3 separate regions of the Homo sapiens genome follow, and regions 2 and 3 are each linked to region 1. A link is a contact called in ENCODE Hi-C or POLR2A ChIA-PET data. All regions are on one chromosome and are shown on one strand. The core of a region is the stretch at or near the end of the contact, and the rest is flanking DNA. Distances in the headings are between cores, read along the strand shown. Region 1 overlaps PDSS1 (decaprenyl diphosphate synthase subunit 1). Region 2 overlaps ABI1 (abl interactor 1). Region 3 holds the start of PDSS1 (decaprenyl diphosphate synthase subunit 1).

Region 1 (5,070 bases), core at 1,229-3,728:
ACAGATGGGAAAATTGTGTGTGATTACATTAGTATCTCTTCCTGAAATGAGGGATACATTGATAGAGATGATTAAAGCCAACAGTAATCGGGCTAGCTTGCCGAGTGCTAGAAGTCAGTATTTCACAGATGGGGGTCCGTTTCTTTTGCATGTCAAGAAGGTTTACTTAGCATGTTACCAGCAGAACTAGTCCAGTTGTAGCTCAGTTTTTCCTAAGCAGTGGGAAAGGCTGCTTATCCTGTCTGAAAGCAGGGGTTGGAGAAGGAGAATTTTCTTAGAATTTAACAACACAATCTGAGACTGAAATTCTTGACTGGAAATGCGGTTTTGTACATGCTTGGTGTCCCTCTGATGTCAGCATCTCCTGAGTGTGTATAATCTAGCCCCGCTGCCTCCTATTTTAAGGAATTCCTTCAGCCAGGGGTCAGCTGCTTTGTTGCTGCCTGGAAGCAGCTTATCTCAGAATGCTCTTTCTGTTTCAGGTCTCTGTTCTAGGATGTCCCGACCCAGTGGTGCATGAGATCGCCTATCAGTACGGAAAAAATGTAGGAATAGCTTTTCAGGTTAGTATGCTTTTTATTTGTAAGAATGGTGGCGTAGTGATACAGTCAGCATTCTCCCCTAGTGTGTAATCGTCAAAATAGTAAGAACGATGGCAGCAGTGTTGGCATGGCGGTGCTCCTTACATCCCATTTTTCCTTTTGCCAGCTAATAGATGATGTATTGGACTTCACCTCGTGTTCTGACCAGATGGGCAAACCAACATCAGCTGATCTGAAGCTCGGGTTAGCCACTGGTCCTGTCCTGTTTGCCTGTCAGCAGGTAGGTTTTACAAACTCCCTTTGACACATCACTGCATAGCCCCACAGAACTGATGTCCCGCGGCACAGCTGATGGGAAGATTGCATAAAGGAATAGATGGGAAGGCATTCAGATAAGAGATCACAGGTCTGCATTTGATCCTGGCTGAGTGAGATGTTGGGGCTGGTCATTTCACCTTGCTAAGACTGTTTCCTTATCTGTGAAATTGAGAAGATCACCTTTCTCCCAGGGTGGTTGTGAGGATTAGCTAAGATCCTATTTGAGATCTTTGTGTCTTGTGGTGTGCCATAGGCATTTGAGGTAGCATCGTGATTATTTCCATATATTTTGGCCACTGGCAAAGTGAACGGTTTCTAAGTCTTGATTATAGGACTGGACTTTGGTGGTCCTCAGAGCCCCTTAAAAGGCATAGGAAGCATCAAGGGCCTCCAAGCATAAGAAATTCTCCGGTTCTAGAAGTTTAATGAGACTCTGCTGCTCTGAGAGAGGCTTTAGAACCTCGGCCATTGCCTCAAAATGTCAGGAAGTCAGTGGAGTGCAGTAGACCCACATAGTTCCTTCTTTCTCCGGATTGAGGGACTGAGTCCCCCTTAATGTGAATGAAAGGCTTAGGAAGCTTCAAAGATGTTCCCTCGACTGACAAAGCAGACATTCTCACAGCCTCCTCCAGACCCTGCCACATGGCTTGTGGCTGTACTGAATGTTACTTGAAATAAGTGAGACATTAGCTGGTGTTGGAACATCTCGTTAATAGATTTTCATCTTAGTAGTATTTAATTTGTTATGTTGCAAAGCAGTAAGATGTTCATCACCGTGCCATGAAATTCAACATTAGCTCTTTGGTGTAAAATTATAGTAACTTTTGGTCTTTCAGAGATTTTGCCTCTATTCTGTCTTCACGTTTACAAAGGTCAGTCATGTCCTCCATAAAATTCAGTGATTCCACTGTGATACAGAAACCACGGCCCTTGCTTTTGGTGGGTTTCTGATTGGAGAGAGGAAAGGTCATCTTTCACCCACTATCTAGCATAGCCATTGGCAGCATGATTCTTCCCAGGGGAGGCTGACGTTCTGGGTGGCTGGACCAGGCTACTTTGGCAGCTTGCTAAGGCTATGAATGGAGATGTTGGGGTACTCGGTAGGAACACCCACCCTCATTATTACAAGGCTTCCATCCTCTCAAACTTTGGAGGCTGAGGTAAGAAGTGAAAGGTATGCTGTAAATAGGTCCTCTCTCCCAATGAGGCTTACTTGCCAGCCCAAAATCAAAGAGTATAATACATGTGCCCAGTTTTGACAAAAATTTATAAAACCTCCTTTTGTACATTAAGGCAAGAGTGAGGAACATTTGAGCCATGTAGGTGTTATGCTGGGGATTAGAAAAATGAGGCACTGGCTACCAGTAACCTATATAACTGCGAACATTACTTCTCAGATACTTGTTAGTAAACATGAGTGAAGGAAAGCAAGATGGACTGAGTGTGCTGAAATCCAGCTAGCTTGGTAAAGATTCCTTTACCTAGGCTCAGATTATCAGGATAAAAGGAAAAAGCCTTTTTCCCTGGAGAAGTCTATGAGAAAGTTTTGGTTGCTCTATTTGTAAAAATCTTCAAATTGTTAAGTACTTGTTATGAACCCCAGGATACTAAGTTACCGGTTGAGTCCTACTTAAACCTTAAGGTGACTGGGTGAGAGGAGGCTGGCCTCTTCGGACTGTGTTTCACTCTGAATATATTTCAGAAGAAACTAACTTACTTTCCCCTACACACACAAAGGAGTAATGGCTATCTCTGCTTTCATATATAGTGGGGGAAAGGGGAAATGGACCTCTGCATAGTATCTGTCAGTAATCTACAAGAGACTGAAAAATGCTGGTTAGGCGGTGGCTCATGCCTGTAATCCCAGCACTTTGGGAGGCTGAGGCAGTTGGATTATGAGGTCAGGAGTTCAAGACCAGCCTGACCAATATGGTGGAAACCCCGTCTCTACTAAAAATACAAAAATTAGCCGGGCCTGGTGGTGCATGCCTGTAATCCCAGCTACTCGGGAGGCCAAGGAAGGAGAATCCTTGAACCTGGGAGGCAGAGGTTGCAGTGAGCCGAGACTGCACTCCAGCCTGGGTGACAGAGTGAGACTCCGTCTCAAAAAAAAAAAAAAAAAAAAAAAAAAAAAGGCTGGTTAAAAAAAGCAAGCAAAAGGAAAAAAAAAGATTACTGTACCCGAAGCCATGGTTTTATGTGTGCTTTGCTGGGAAATCCCAGTCATGAGGCACCTACTCATGCTCACCAGACAGCAGTGTTCTCATCTGCCCATAAGGCAGTGAGTTGAAAAGGCACATTGCAGCCTCAGAAAAGGGAACACAGAATGGAGTCCAAGCAGGAAGTGACTCTGGACAGGACTCATTTCAAAAGTAGACTGATGTTTCTGTCTTGTGGCACATGGGCCAGAAGTTAGCCAAGTATGTATTTATAAGTTGCCTTCTAATAAAACAGCAAGGTTAGGCTCTTTTGTGGAATACACTGTAAAACAAGAGATTCTTAGCAAGAAATGTGTCAAAAGATATATGGGACTAAGATTAATTCAGGTAAAAACAAGTTCCAAAAATAACGTAAGAATATGCAATATCTCCACTTAATGAAAATGTGTTTTTAGTTTACAAAGGATTCTTTCATACATTATCTCTAATCTCACAACTCCTCTTTGTGGTAGATATTATGGTGTTTATTCTGCAAGTAAGAAACTGATGCCCAAACCTCGCCAAAATTAAACATCTGGTAAATGGCACAGCAGGGAACTGAACAAGTCTAAGACCAGTATTCATTTTATTACATCATACATAGTGTTATTGCCACTGGTAATGCTGAGAAGTTAGTAGCTATGATACCACACAGGCCTTCCCACAGAGCAGGTAACTAACCCACCTGGGCACTGACGATACTCAAAGAATCATCTCTGTGTCATGTCTTTGCTATTGTAAACAACATACCTACTTGGTGGAGTAGTTCTAAGACGTCTGTAATCCTTTCCCTTTGGTAGGTGAGTTTTGTTTGCTGATGAGATGGTCTTTGAACTTTTCCATTTGTGAACACTGGACCAGGACAAGCATTCTTGGGAAACCACCTTTTCCTTTTTAATTTGGTGTGGTGGGTTGTCTTGGAGTTTACTCCAGCCAGCACTTGACAGAAACTCCCTGTCTTTTGGAATTCCTTTATTTTTAACATCTCTCTTAAGGGGTTTCCTGATAACAGTTGGTTCAGAGGATTTAAAAAGAGTTTTGGGGATTTCTGGAGAAGTCCCAGGGGATGACAGCGTCCTCCCATGTACGTATGTGTACATATTCTCTTTAAGAATAAAAACCTCATGTTAATTGGATTTTGAAAGCTTCAGAAACAAAATGGAAGTGTTTTACTTTCTCTGGTGAAACTTTTTTAATTTTCAAATATCTTTTTTAAAAAAACCAAATCTTTCCTTTCTTCTGCTTCTCTTCCTTATTTGATAAGTCACTAGACCCAAACGTCAGTTGTAGCCACGTTTCCAAATGCCATCACCAGCCCCTGCACCAGCTGCACAGGCCTTATGCTATCGTGGTGACTAGTTGGTGCCTTAGTGTTACCCAGTTTCGTTTGGGTAGACTCATACTCATCACCTTAGCAGTTTAGTTTATGGATGGGTTTCACAGAGTTACAACCCGATTTATCCACAGGTGGTTTTCCTACTCTTAAAAACAGCACCTGAGCAAACAGAATTTTTATTTGTCACTAAATCTGCAGGCAACTGTTCTTCCTGCTGTGTTTCTCTTTTCTTTTCCACATACACATTAAGGGGACTGGGGAGTGCCCGGGGAAGAGTTTGATATTTTGCATATTAAAATTGCACACATGACATGTTTGGAAGGAAGGATGTAGTCACTCAATGCAAATATTTTTTTCAAATTTTGCTTTCTCAATGCTTTTTATAGTAAAAGCATCAGTGAAAACACCCAATCAGCATATCTTACCACACTTGCTGGTACTGTAGAAAAAGCTTATACATCATAAACAAGGTAATGTCACCAGATGCCTACGAGAGAATCACATCAGTGTCAACGATAAAACCTTCTAGATATCCAGTATTGGTATGTGGTATTAAAAAACTAAAACAGGCTGTGTGTAGTGGCTCACGTCCATAATCCCAGCACTCTGGGAGGCCCAGGCGAGAGGATCACTTGAGGCCAGGAGTTTGACACCAGCCTAGGCAACAAGGCAAGAC
Region 2 (5,070 bases), core at 1,677-4,176, 44 kb after region 1:
AAAAGGTACTCCCATGGAAAAGAACAGCTCAATGTTACGCTTGAATCAGATCTATTATGATTCTATCTTATTTCATCAGAACTTTTTAATCGAGAAAGAACTTCTAATCAAAAATGCTATCCCAATTCCAAACCAAGTAGATAAAGACACCTCTCCATGAGTATCTATCATTTCTGTACATCTTGTGAGAAGATGCACTAACTCCCTTTGTTCTGGATGTTTATAGAGTAAACAGCCTTAGAAAATATAGCATCTCCTTAGAAAGCAAAGGCAGATTTGCTTACTGTCCAATATAATAAAGTTAATGTAGACCTCCAGGAGAAAGGTTTTCTGCCCATTATAAAAGATGTGGTCCCCTAAGTTGAGAATACTTTTTCTCTAATGTACACAACTGTGTATGCAGGCATCACCTGGCTCTTTGCAGTACCCTATGGAAACTGGGGCTGTTTTCTAGCACAAATGCCGACACTCTGGCTACTACTATTGCCATGAGTAATGATGTCCTTTGTCTCTGACCCAGGAGTCTCATGTCTTCCAACAGAACCCATGAAATTGTGGTAGGCTAACTCATTAGTTAACAAGGATAAATCTCAGGACCATCATAATTTTCTATAGTTTTGGCAATGAAAAAGAATGCTGATGGGGACAAAACTTTCTAGAAATGGAAGGAAAGACCAGTTAGTAGAAATTGAGAAAAGTCCACGAGAATCATTAACCAACATGTTGTCCAAATTGTATGGTCAACCAGGCAATGAATGATCCTCCACTTTAGTGCCTGTGAATGAGGCTGAAATGAAGAGGAAGTTTCAGGATAAGTACCAGGAAGTAGGCAGATTCAAAGACAACAGCCTGAATGATGCCTTGGTTATTGTCAACACTCCTGCAGATAGGAGGACTTCCTTATCAAGCTGACAGTCAGCCTCAGCAGGTCTGCTTCATGAAATCTTCCAGACTAAGATTTGTCTAGAAGAGGGAGACAGGGGCACATAAGGTTCTGTTTCCTTTGGACGACAGTTACAGAGACATACATCTACACTGAGTTTGAAAGTAAGAAAAGGTGCAACCATTGTAGGCAGAGCCAAACAAATCTTTAGAACTTTGGCTAGTTTGCTTGGAAGAGGAGGGGCATGTAGTTACATTGCTCAGGCATGTAATGGTTGTTAAAGAAGAATGGCATTTTGCTGGCTATCTTAGTGCTCAGCTCCTACCGCAGTCTACCTTGTCAACATTAAATCCTTTCAAGATAACTGGAAAGGGCCTCAGCATTTTCTGGTGGTATAACCGTCCACTACAAGAAACCTTTGAAACTCTCAGGGAAATTTCCCTGAGACAAACTCCCTTGGACACCAACCAGTCTACAGACTCCTACTGTACTAGATTGGGTTTAAAATGCGGATCAAGGTAATTCACTGAAGAATCAGAAACTAGCTCAAAGAATCTAGATAATTCTTGCTGTCAGTCCTGCAGCCTTAGAAAACTCCAGTAGCCCTAGTATTGAAATCAAGCAAGAATTTAAGAGATATAATCTTGACATTATCTTAACAATGGAGCAGTAAAGAGCCTACATTAAGGCAGACTTCTAAAAAATGATGCCATTGTGCAGATCAAGCCCGTCAGCCAAAGGGTATAAAACCCATTTCCCCCATCAGAAAGCAACAAAGCTATAGTTGTTCGATCAAGGTGTTCCCAAACAGAAATGGATACCATCCATAATGATGACCTTTTGTGTGTGTGTAAGACAAGGTCTCGCTCTGTCACCCAGGCTGGAGTGCAGTGGAACAATCACGGCTCACTGCAATCTTCAAATTCTTGCACTCAAGCAATCCTCTGACCTCAGCCTCCTGAGCAGCTGGGATAACAGGTGTATCCCACCATGCCAGGCTAATTTTTTAAATATAATATTTAGTAGAGACGAGGTCTCACGATGTTGCCCAGGCTGGTCTCGAACTCCTGGGCTCAAGCAATAACGATCTTGCACAGAATACAGGGTTTTGGTAGCACCAAAATTACTGCAGGTTTATTGGACTGATCAGCACACAGCTATAGCACCACTCAAAACTGAAAGCAAATGTCTCTTGTTCACTGGTGCAAAGCTACTCTCTCCCAGCCTCCCTCATCCCTCAACCTCAGCTGCTTTATGAAGAAAGATGATTAGGAGTGGGGCCAAGTTCTCCAAGTTCCCAAAGGAGACTAAAGACCACACACACCTGGGTAGGCTACATAACTTTGGGGAGAGCACAGACTCAACATTTTATGGCTCTGTTGGATACAGGAGCCCAAGGCACCTTCATACCCATCCTGTGGAAGAATAAGTTACCAGCTTCCAACTGCTGAGGTCTGGGTAGGGTTCAAAGTAGGGAAGGGAAGCTACTGTGACCTTTTGGGTGGGGCTCTTTGGACCATTCAATGTACTACTGTTTGTAGCTTCCACTTCTGAGTGTATAGTGGTATTGATATTTTACAGGCCTGAACTGTGAGGGCTCATAAGCTCCAGGGAGATTATGCTCACTGCGAATAGCCCATGTAGAAAGGCATTAGTAGGTTTGGGGCCCCACAATCCTTATGACCTGTTTGAGTACAAGTCTGTGCACAGATGACTTTCCTGACTAGACCCTCTGGCAAGAGGAACAACCTCTTCAGGTGACTCTTGGGTTTGGATTCAATGCCTCCCTGACGTAGCTACTAGGTATGCCTCTTTTGAAAAGATTCCCATTTGGGAATGAGTCAACTCAAATGCAATGACTAATAAGGTGGGAAAGGCCCAACAAGCCTCTGTCATCACATGGAACTGGTAATATTCAAGAATGCAGCCAGTCTGGCCCCTAGGGCATCTCAGCTTTACATGAAAAAGCAGCAGCTTCTCCCTTTGAGAAAGTCTGATCTTACATTCTGCCACCTAAACCAAATCTGCTAGCTCAGTGAGGCCCTTGATTCACAGAGGTTCCCTAAATGCCTGGGCCTGTTTCACTGATGATTCAACTAAGCTGAGACGCTGTGGTGCCTAGTGGGCTGTAAACTCCAGTGCCCATGATACAGAACTGAAAATGGGTGTGGTTGCTTTGTTCCACGGGCAAAACTCAAGGACATTCTCACAGATCTGGCCAATATTCCCCTTGAAAACCTTGTTATATTTTTACTGACTATCAGGCTATTACCAACTGCCTAGGTATTTAGTCAGCCACTTGGAAAACTACAGAATGACATATTTAAGACTGTCCAAAAACCATGGAGATCAATTGTAGTTGCTGATCAAACCATCTGGGTCACTAATATAGATGTTTACAGTAAGGGTCCATTGTCTGATGAGACCAATTATAATCAAGCCACTGATCAAGCTGCACGGTTAAGACTGCTACCACTGCTGCTGGATCCATCATCATACCAGACACAGCAACATATCTATCATCATAGAGTGGATACAAAGTAAAAGACTCTATGTTCCTGATGCAGAGGCTGCCACCTCATCCTAGACTTATGAGTCCTGGAAAAGGACTCATTTGTCTCATGGTGAGAGGAACCACATCACATGCTACTGGCAGATTGGTTGCATCAGACAACCTTCTTCAGGCTATCAGTGGGGTCTCACTGCTGATGACACTTTTCCAGGGTCTGGTACTGCTATTCCAGTTCAATCAGCTGACTCCAGCCACAGTACCGTGGTCCTTGACACTAATCTGTGTCCTATTTTTACTTTCCACATCATTTGCAATCTGACAATAGGTACACCTTTTATCACAAAAGTCACTCAACAATGAGCTGTTAGTCAAGGTAGGTGACAGTCTACCATCCACAGCATCTTATATCGCTTAGTACTGCAACAGCCTTATCAAAAATCAGCTCAAAAAACCTCAACAACAACAAAAAAAAAAACCCGACTCAAAAATGGGCAAAAGACTTGACTAGACATTTCTCCAAAGAAGACAGGCAAATAGAGGCCAGGCACAGTGGCTCACGCCTGTAATCCCAACACTTTGGGAGGCCGAGGCGGGCAGATCACAAGGTCAGGAGATGGAGACCATCCTGGCCAACATGGTGAAACCCCATCTCTACCAAAAATACAAACATTAGCTGGGCATGGTGGTGTGTGCCTGTAGTCCCAGCTACTCGGGAGGCTGAGGCAGGAGAAACGCTTGAACCAGGGAGTCAGAGGCTGCAGTGAGCTGAGATTATGCCACTGCACTCCAGCCTGGCGACAGAGTGAGACTCTGTCTCAAAAAAAAAAAAAAAAGACAGGCAAATGGCCAATAAGCACATGAAAAGACACTCAATACCACTTATCATTAGGGCAATGCAAATCAAAACCACAATGTGACACAACCTCACATCCATAATGATGGTTACTATCAAAAAAATCAGGATGTGGAGAAACTGGAGCCCTTGTGCACTTGCAGTCACTCTGAAACATAGTATAGTGATTCCTCACAAAATTAAAAACAGAATTAGCACATAACCAGCAATTCCAATTATAGGTATATACTCAAAAGAATTCAAAGCAGGGTCACCTAGCAGCTTTATTCACAACAGCCAAAAGATGAAAGTAACCCAACAATCCATCAACAGATCAATGGATGCACAAAATGTGATATATACATACAATAGAATAGTATTTAGACTTAACAATGAAGGAACTTCTGACACATGCTACAATATGGATGAACCTTGAGGACATTATTGAGTGAAATACGCCAGTCACAAAAAGACAAATATTGTATGATTCCATTTATATGAGGTACTAGAGCAGTCAAATTCATAAAGACAGAAAATGGAGATAGTGTTTGCCTGGGGGAGGAAAGCTCAAAGGACACTTGTTTAATGGGTATAGGGTTTAATTTCTACAAGATAAAAAGAGTCCTAGAGATTATTGGTTGCTCAACATTGTAACTATACTTAACACCACTGAACTGCACACTTAAAATGGTTAAGATGGTGATCATATATGTATTTTGCCACAATTTTAAAAAAAATTTTAATCAACTCAAAAGATTTCTGAGTATACCTCTGTCACCTCCTCCTGGTCTACACAGGAGTACAGCAGTTTGGTCACTGAATGTGGCTGTCTCCAGGAAGAGA
Region 3 (5,070 bases), core at 969-3,468, 40 kb before region 1:
GGCAAGAAAATGTCTTGGAGGGTACCTAACACTCCAACCTCAAAACGACAACCTTGATCGCTTTCAGTTACACATAGGCCATTTTGATCCATCTGTACTGGCTCTTTTCATTTGTCTAAGGGCAGCAAAATAGACTAAAGTTGTTTTCAGACTGCACAAGAGAAGTCTGTTCTTTAGCACTTACCTGCATAACTCAGATAGTGTTTTTAACTTCCTCAACTCATGCTTGGCCTAGTGGGGTCAAAAGAACTACTTGTGAATTCCGTATGTCCAATTGGTAGCTTACTGTTTTTTCTCAAGAGTTTAGCTATACAGTAACGTTGGAAGTCTTGAGGAACTTCAGCTGCTGTCCCTACTTAGCCTTGCAATACTACGGCATCTTTTTTTCTTTTTCTTTTTTTTAAAGACGGAGTCTCACTTTGTCACCTAGGCCGAAGTGCAGTGGCACAATCTCGGCTCACTGCAACCTCTGCCTCCCAGGTTCAAGTGATTCTCTTGCCTCAGCCTCCTAAGTGGTTGGGATTACAGAACATGCACCACCATGCCCAACTAATTTTTGAATATTTAGTAGAGACGGGTTTCACCATGTTGGCCAGGCTGGTCTCAAACTCCTGACCTCAAGTGATCCACCTGCCTCGGCCTCCCACAGTGCTGGGATTACAGGCTGAGCCACTGTGCCCCCGACCTACAGCATCTTTTTAAGAGCAATGTTTTCTGTTTTAATGTGGCCAAGCAATCTCTAAACGAACATGGTCTGACAAAATTGTGTAGTGACATACTTGACAACTGGGTGAGCTTGAGTGTGATACTTATTTGACCATACGGTATTTCCTCTATATGTTTCCTTATCTTTATATACAAAAAAGGGCAAATGATAATGTCTTAGTCATAGGATCAAGTACAACCCAAGTGCTTACTGCTACACTCTACTTGGCAAATTCCACCTTATGAATGTTTCTTAATATATAAACCTAATCTAAACCAAGATAAGCTACAGGTGCATATTAACAATCTTTACTCATAAAGCTTTGCATATTTTTACATACTATTCTTCAAGATGGAAAAAACACCATCAAACTGGCTTATTTTCATAGATGTCTTTATATAGTCTATGATGTCTTCATTCCATAAAAAATCCACACGATTAAATATGAAATTAATGTACCCAGCTATGAGGCTACCGCATTCTTTAACCCAAGAACAAGAAAATACATGAATCAGAGAACTGCAATTACCTACTTGCTGGTCTATTTCCTCATTAGAGTGAATTTTTTGAGGACTAAATTGCATTTCTCTATCTCTAATGCTTACCCCCTATCTCACTGGCTCTGTGTGTTTGAGTGCATGCGCTGAATGTTTATATCACTTAATTTCTGTTCGGAACACGCTGTCTCTTAGCACCAGTAGATCTGGCCTTAGAGCTAAGGAAAGAAGGCCTTTCTAACCCATAAGGGGTACTAATCCTGTACAGACTCCAATATCTCCCGGGCTGGGTACACGCAGGTTCACACCCAGGTGTGAGCAAGATTGCCAAACTATACCTATAAGGCGTTTGGAGGGGAGAGTCCAAAAGTCACGAGACCCGGCTAATTTAGCTACTATTTCACAACAACCCTGATCGTGGTCGGACTTGTTTCTAGGAAGATGCGATGGGCTGGAACTTCCTTCAAGAACAGATTGCAAAAGGCAGCCGACCAGGGCGTGTCAGGTCACTGCCAAGGGAAGCAGCAGCGGAAACCGTCGCCTCCGGCTTAGGCTGCGGAGCGGGAACCCCATTCTCTGAGTTATGTTTCTGCCTAAACACGCAGAACAAAAGAGTTCGTGGCTGCAAGGGTGGCGCGCGGTAGTATTTCTTGCTAATAAAAGGTCCCCACAGGGACATTTTTGCTATGACTGCAGGCGTGGCCAGTCTCCCTGCACAGCTTCCGGGAAGAGGTGGGGATAGGAGGCTCGCCCCGGGGAAGGTTACGCTCGGGGTCCCCAGACCAGGTCTCCGCACGCCCCTGCCCCGTCGCCTCCCGGGAGCGGCTGCAGTCCCCGTTGGCTGCAGACGGGCAGACACCCGAAGTGTCCGCGCCGGCAGCCGGACCGCAAGCGAGGAAGAGCGAACCGCGCTCCCGGGCCTGGCCGAAGCGCTTCCTGTGCCAGGTTTCCGGCTCCGGGTCCCGGGAGGAGGATCGCGGGCCAGAGGCGGAGCCGCCGCCCTGCCGCGACTTTCAGACTCCGACCATGGCCTCGCGCTGGTGGCGGTGGCGGCGCGGCTGCTCCTGGAAGCCGGCGGCGCGGAGCCCCGGGCCCGGCTCCCCCGGCCGTGCGGGACCGTTGGGGCCGAGCGCCGCTGCCGAAGTCCGCGCGCAGGTGAGGTTGGGAGGCGCGCGCCCGGCGGGGCTCAGAGGTCACGGCTCCAATGACAGCAGTGGGCGGAATGAATGGGAGCGGGGAGCACGTGCGTCGCGACGCGGGGGCGCGCGGGGTAGCTCCGGGGTAGCTCCGGGGTGGGACTCCGGAGCTGAGGGGTGCTCGCGGTGGGACGGAGCCGCGCGTTGGACTGAAGTAGGGGCGCCCTACACGGGGTTGCAGAAAGCGGTGTCCTGGGGACCCCGGGAGCGTTTTGGGGGGTGGAGAAAGCGGTGGGATCCGTGTCCTGGGGGAAGCGCAGGAGCGATCAGATTGACCGCTGCTATATGGACAAGGTTAAGCCTGGAGAGCGACTGCAGCTATTTACTTTGGAGTTAGAGGAAGACAGATCTTGCCTGAAATTTTAGAGCCAAAGTGCTCAGAGCTCTCTCCGAGAAACGGAGGATCGAATCGGCCTCGGAATAGTCCGAAAAGGTCTTGTGGAGAATGCAGGGCTGGTGCTAGGGTGGACCGGACCTTAGTTGTCCAGCAGTGGCCTCGGGAGGAGAGCACACCTGGATGGGGCTGGAATGACACTGGAAGGAGAAAGGCCCGAGGCCGTCAGGAGGAGAGAAACCCTGGAGTCATCTAAAGTCAGAATCTCAGCGATAGCCCATTCTTTCAGGGTCTCCTCTGCTGCCTTTGGGTTCCGATCTCCTTTTTCTCCCTTTCTGGTCAGTTTAGCCCCTGTAAATGGACACTGTGAGCCCTTCTGCGCTTTGTAATGATTCTCAGTGTGCCATGGGGTAGGCCCATGCTATTAGCATAACCGTGCAAAATCTATGGACTCACTGTTACTTAAGTTTATTTGAATTTAGTACTCTTTTAATTCAGATTTGGTATACTTTATGTGTCCGTGTTCTCATCAAACATCATTTCCCAGTATGAAATATATAACACTTATAAATATCTACTTTGTACCAAAGTAGATGCGTATCACAAATTATCCAAAACAAGGCTTGGGCCAGGCACAGTGGCTCACACCTGTAATCCCAGCACTTTGGGAGGCTGAGGTGGGAGAATCGGTTGAGGCCAGGAGTTTGGGACCAGCCTAGGCAACATAGCAAGACTCTGTCTCTATAAAAAATAGAAAAAATTCACCAGGTGGGGTGGTGCATGCCTGTAGTTCTACCTACTCAGGAGCCTGAGGGAGGAGGATTGTTCGATCCCAGGAGTTCAAGATTACAGTGAGCTGTTTATTGTGATAGTGCCAGTGCACTCCAGCCTGGGCAACAGTGTGAGACCCTATCTCTAAAAAATCTAAAGCAAAAAAGACGTTTGGAGACCAAGTGGCAGCTGGGCAACTAGACAATGCTAGAGAGTAAAGAGAACAGAATATGGGGGGTGAGGGGCATGTGGGAGAAGAGGCTTAGAGGAGGAAGGTAGGCTTTGCTGTGATCCATTTCAGGACTGTTCTCTCCAGACTTCAGATATTTCTAGTTCCACAGAAGAAGCCAGTATTTGAAGAGATGGGTGCATCCACCCTCTTATGCCACTACATGCTTCTTCTTCTTCTTCTTTTTTTTTTTTTTTGACACAGAGTCTCACTCTGTCGCCCAGGCTGGAGTGCAGTGGCGGAATCTCGGCTCACTGCAAACTCCACCTCCCAGGTTCAAGCGATTCTCCTGCTGCAGACTCCCAAGTAGCTGGGATTACAGGCGTACACCACGACCCCCAGCTAATTTTTGTATTTTTAGTAGAGACGGCATTTCACCATGTTGCCCAGGCTGGTCTGGAACTCCTGACCTCAAGTGATCCACCCCCTCCTCGGCCTCCCAAAGTGCGGGGATTACAGGTGTGAGCCACCACGCCTGGCCTGACACTTCTTTTTAAAAAAGTTTCTTGCCCACCAAGCAACCTTAGCCAGGGAAAGTGTGCTTTTCTGGAGAGAATATGCTTTATGGCCTCCCCGTCTGCATGACGACAAGGAGGAATTCTGTGGACTCATGATGCCAAGATCATGTATTTCTGATGTGTGTGTCAGTGATGCCTTTCACTATATGTTAATATGTTAGCATTCTGGTGTCTGCCTCAGGCATGTGTATTTTGGTTACTTCAAGTCTCTTAGGGCCTGATAGTCCTTGGGGACACAGAACTACAATAACTAAGCCACAGGGACAAAGAGCGGCAATAATTAAGCCACGTCTTGCTCTCCACCAGAGCTCTACTACCTCCTAATGGTTGTACATTCTTCTGACTTCACTAGTAGTGTGAACAAATATTGTAATACAATAAAAACCAGTGTGCATGTGATCGTGCCAAATCACTTCTCAATATATCTTTGATTTTTTTTTTTAATTTATTTTTTTAGAGACGGGGACTTTTTGTGTTGGCCAGGTTGGTCTTGAACTCTTGGACTCAAGCCATTCCCCCCTCCCCCCCACCCCGCTTGAGGATTGGCACACGGCCATGTATTTGATTCTTACCCAGCACTTTCTCTTTAGCTGAGCGTGGTGGCTCACGCCTGTAATCCCAACAGTTTGGGAGGCCGAGGCAGGAGAATCCCTTTAGCTCAGGAGTTCGAGACCAGCCTGGGCCACTTAGTGAGACCTCCTGATATGGTTTGGCTCTGTGTGCCCACCCACATCTATCTCGAATTGTAATCCCCAATTATATTTGGGGACCAGGGAGGGTCAAGGGAGGGACCAGGTGGAGGTAATTGGATCATGGGGG

Evidence for each region. A loop is a pair of places that touch in the nucleus more often than their neighbours do. ChIA-PET counts read pairs that join two places held with the same protein, here RNA polymerase II (POLR2A). Pooled maps may share reads with other maps.
Region 2: a pooled map shows a loop between it and region 1 (5-fold over the local background). The contact joins two enhancer-like sites. A Hi-C loop is called at or near these places in 4 of 168 maps with a recorded cell type or tissue (G401, OCI-LY7, astrocyte of the cerebellum and 1 more), 16 of 37 single-sample maps with no recorded cell type and 13 of 50 pooled maps. POLR2A ChIA-PET finds 5 or more read pairs at or near these places in 9 of 52 experiments (B cell, OCI-LY7, activated B cell and 5 more).
Region 3: a loop to region 1 is called in a map of B cell, with 5 times the contacts of the local background. The contact joins the promoter of PDSS1 here to the enhancer-like site in region 1. A Hi-C loop is called at or near these places in 6 of 168 maps with a recorded cell type or tissue (B cell, CD4-positive, alpha-beta memory T cell, CD8-positive, alpha-beta T cell and 2 more), 5 of 37 single-sample maps with no recorded cell type and 15 of 50 pooled maps. POLR2A ChIA-PET finds 5 or more read pairs at or near these places in 11 of 52 experiments (B cell, CD4-positive, alpha-beta memory T cell, CD8-positive, alpha-beta memory T cell and 6 more).

The regions. Positions count from the first base shown.
Region 1 is chr10:26,734,758-26,739,827 of GRCh38, forward strand. PDSS1 (decaprenyl diphosphate synthase subunit 1) reads left to right here. Exons shown (of 12, transcript NM_014317.5): 9 at 483-563; 10 at 709-822. Among named protein-coding and RNA genes, the nearest start is that of PDSS1, 40 kb to the left of the region's middle. Within about 2 kb of position 2,479, at least 7 of the 41 ENCODE cell types and tissues checked have a DNase peak (open chromatin) inside an H3K27ac peak, as active enhancers do; they include B cell and OCI-LY7, where a contact is called at or near this core.
Region 2 is chr10:26,778,510-26,783,579 of GRCh38, forward strand. The region is part of intron 2 of ABI1 (abl interactor 1); the gene reads right to left. Among named protein-coding and RNA genes, the nearest start is that of ABI1, 80 kb to the right of the region's middle. RefSeq lists enhancers at 2,301-2,460, 2,571-2,700, 3,281-3,390, 3,507-4,248. Within about 2 kb of position 2,927, at least 9 of the 41 ENCODE cell types and tissues checked have a DNase peak (open chromatin) inside an H3K27ac peak, as active enhancers do; they include B cell, where a contact is called at or near this core.
Region 3 is chr10:26,695,483-26,700,552 of GRCh38, forward strand. It overlaps PDSS1 (decaprenyl diphosphate synthase subunit 1), which reads left to right and starts at 2,219. Exons shown (of 12, transcript NM_014317.5): 1 at 2,219-2,358. The coding sequence starts at 2,230. RefSeq lists a silencer at 1,892-2,511 and an enhancer at 2,386-3,274.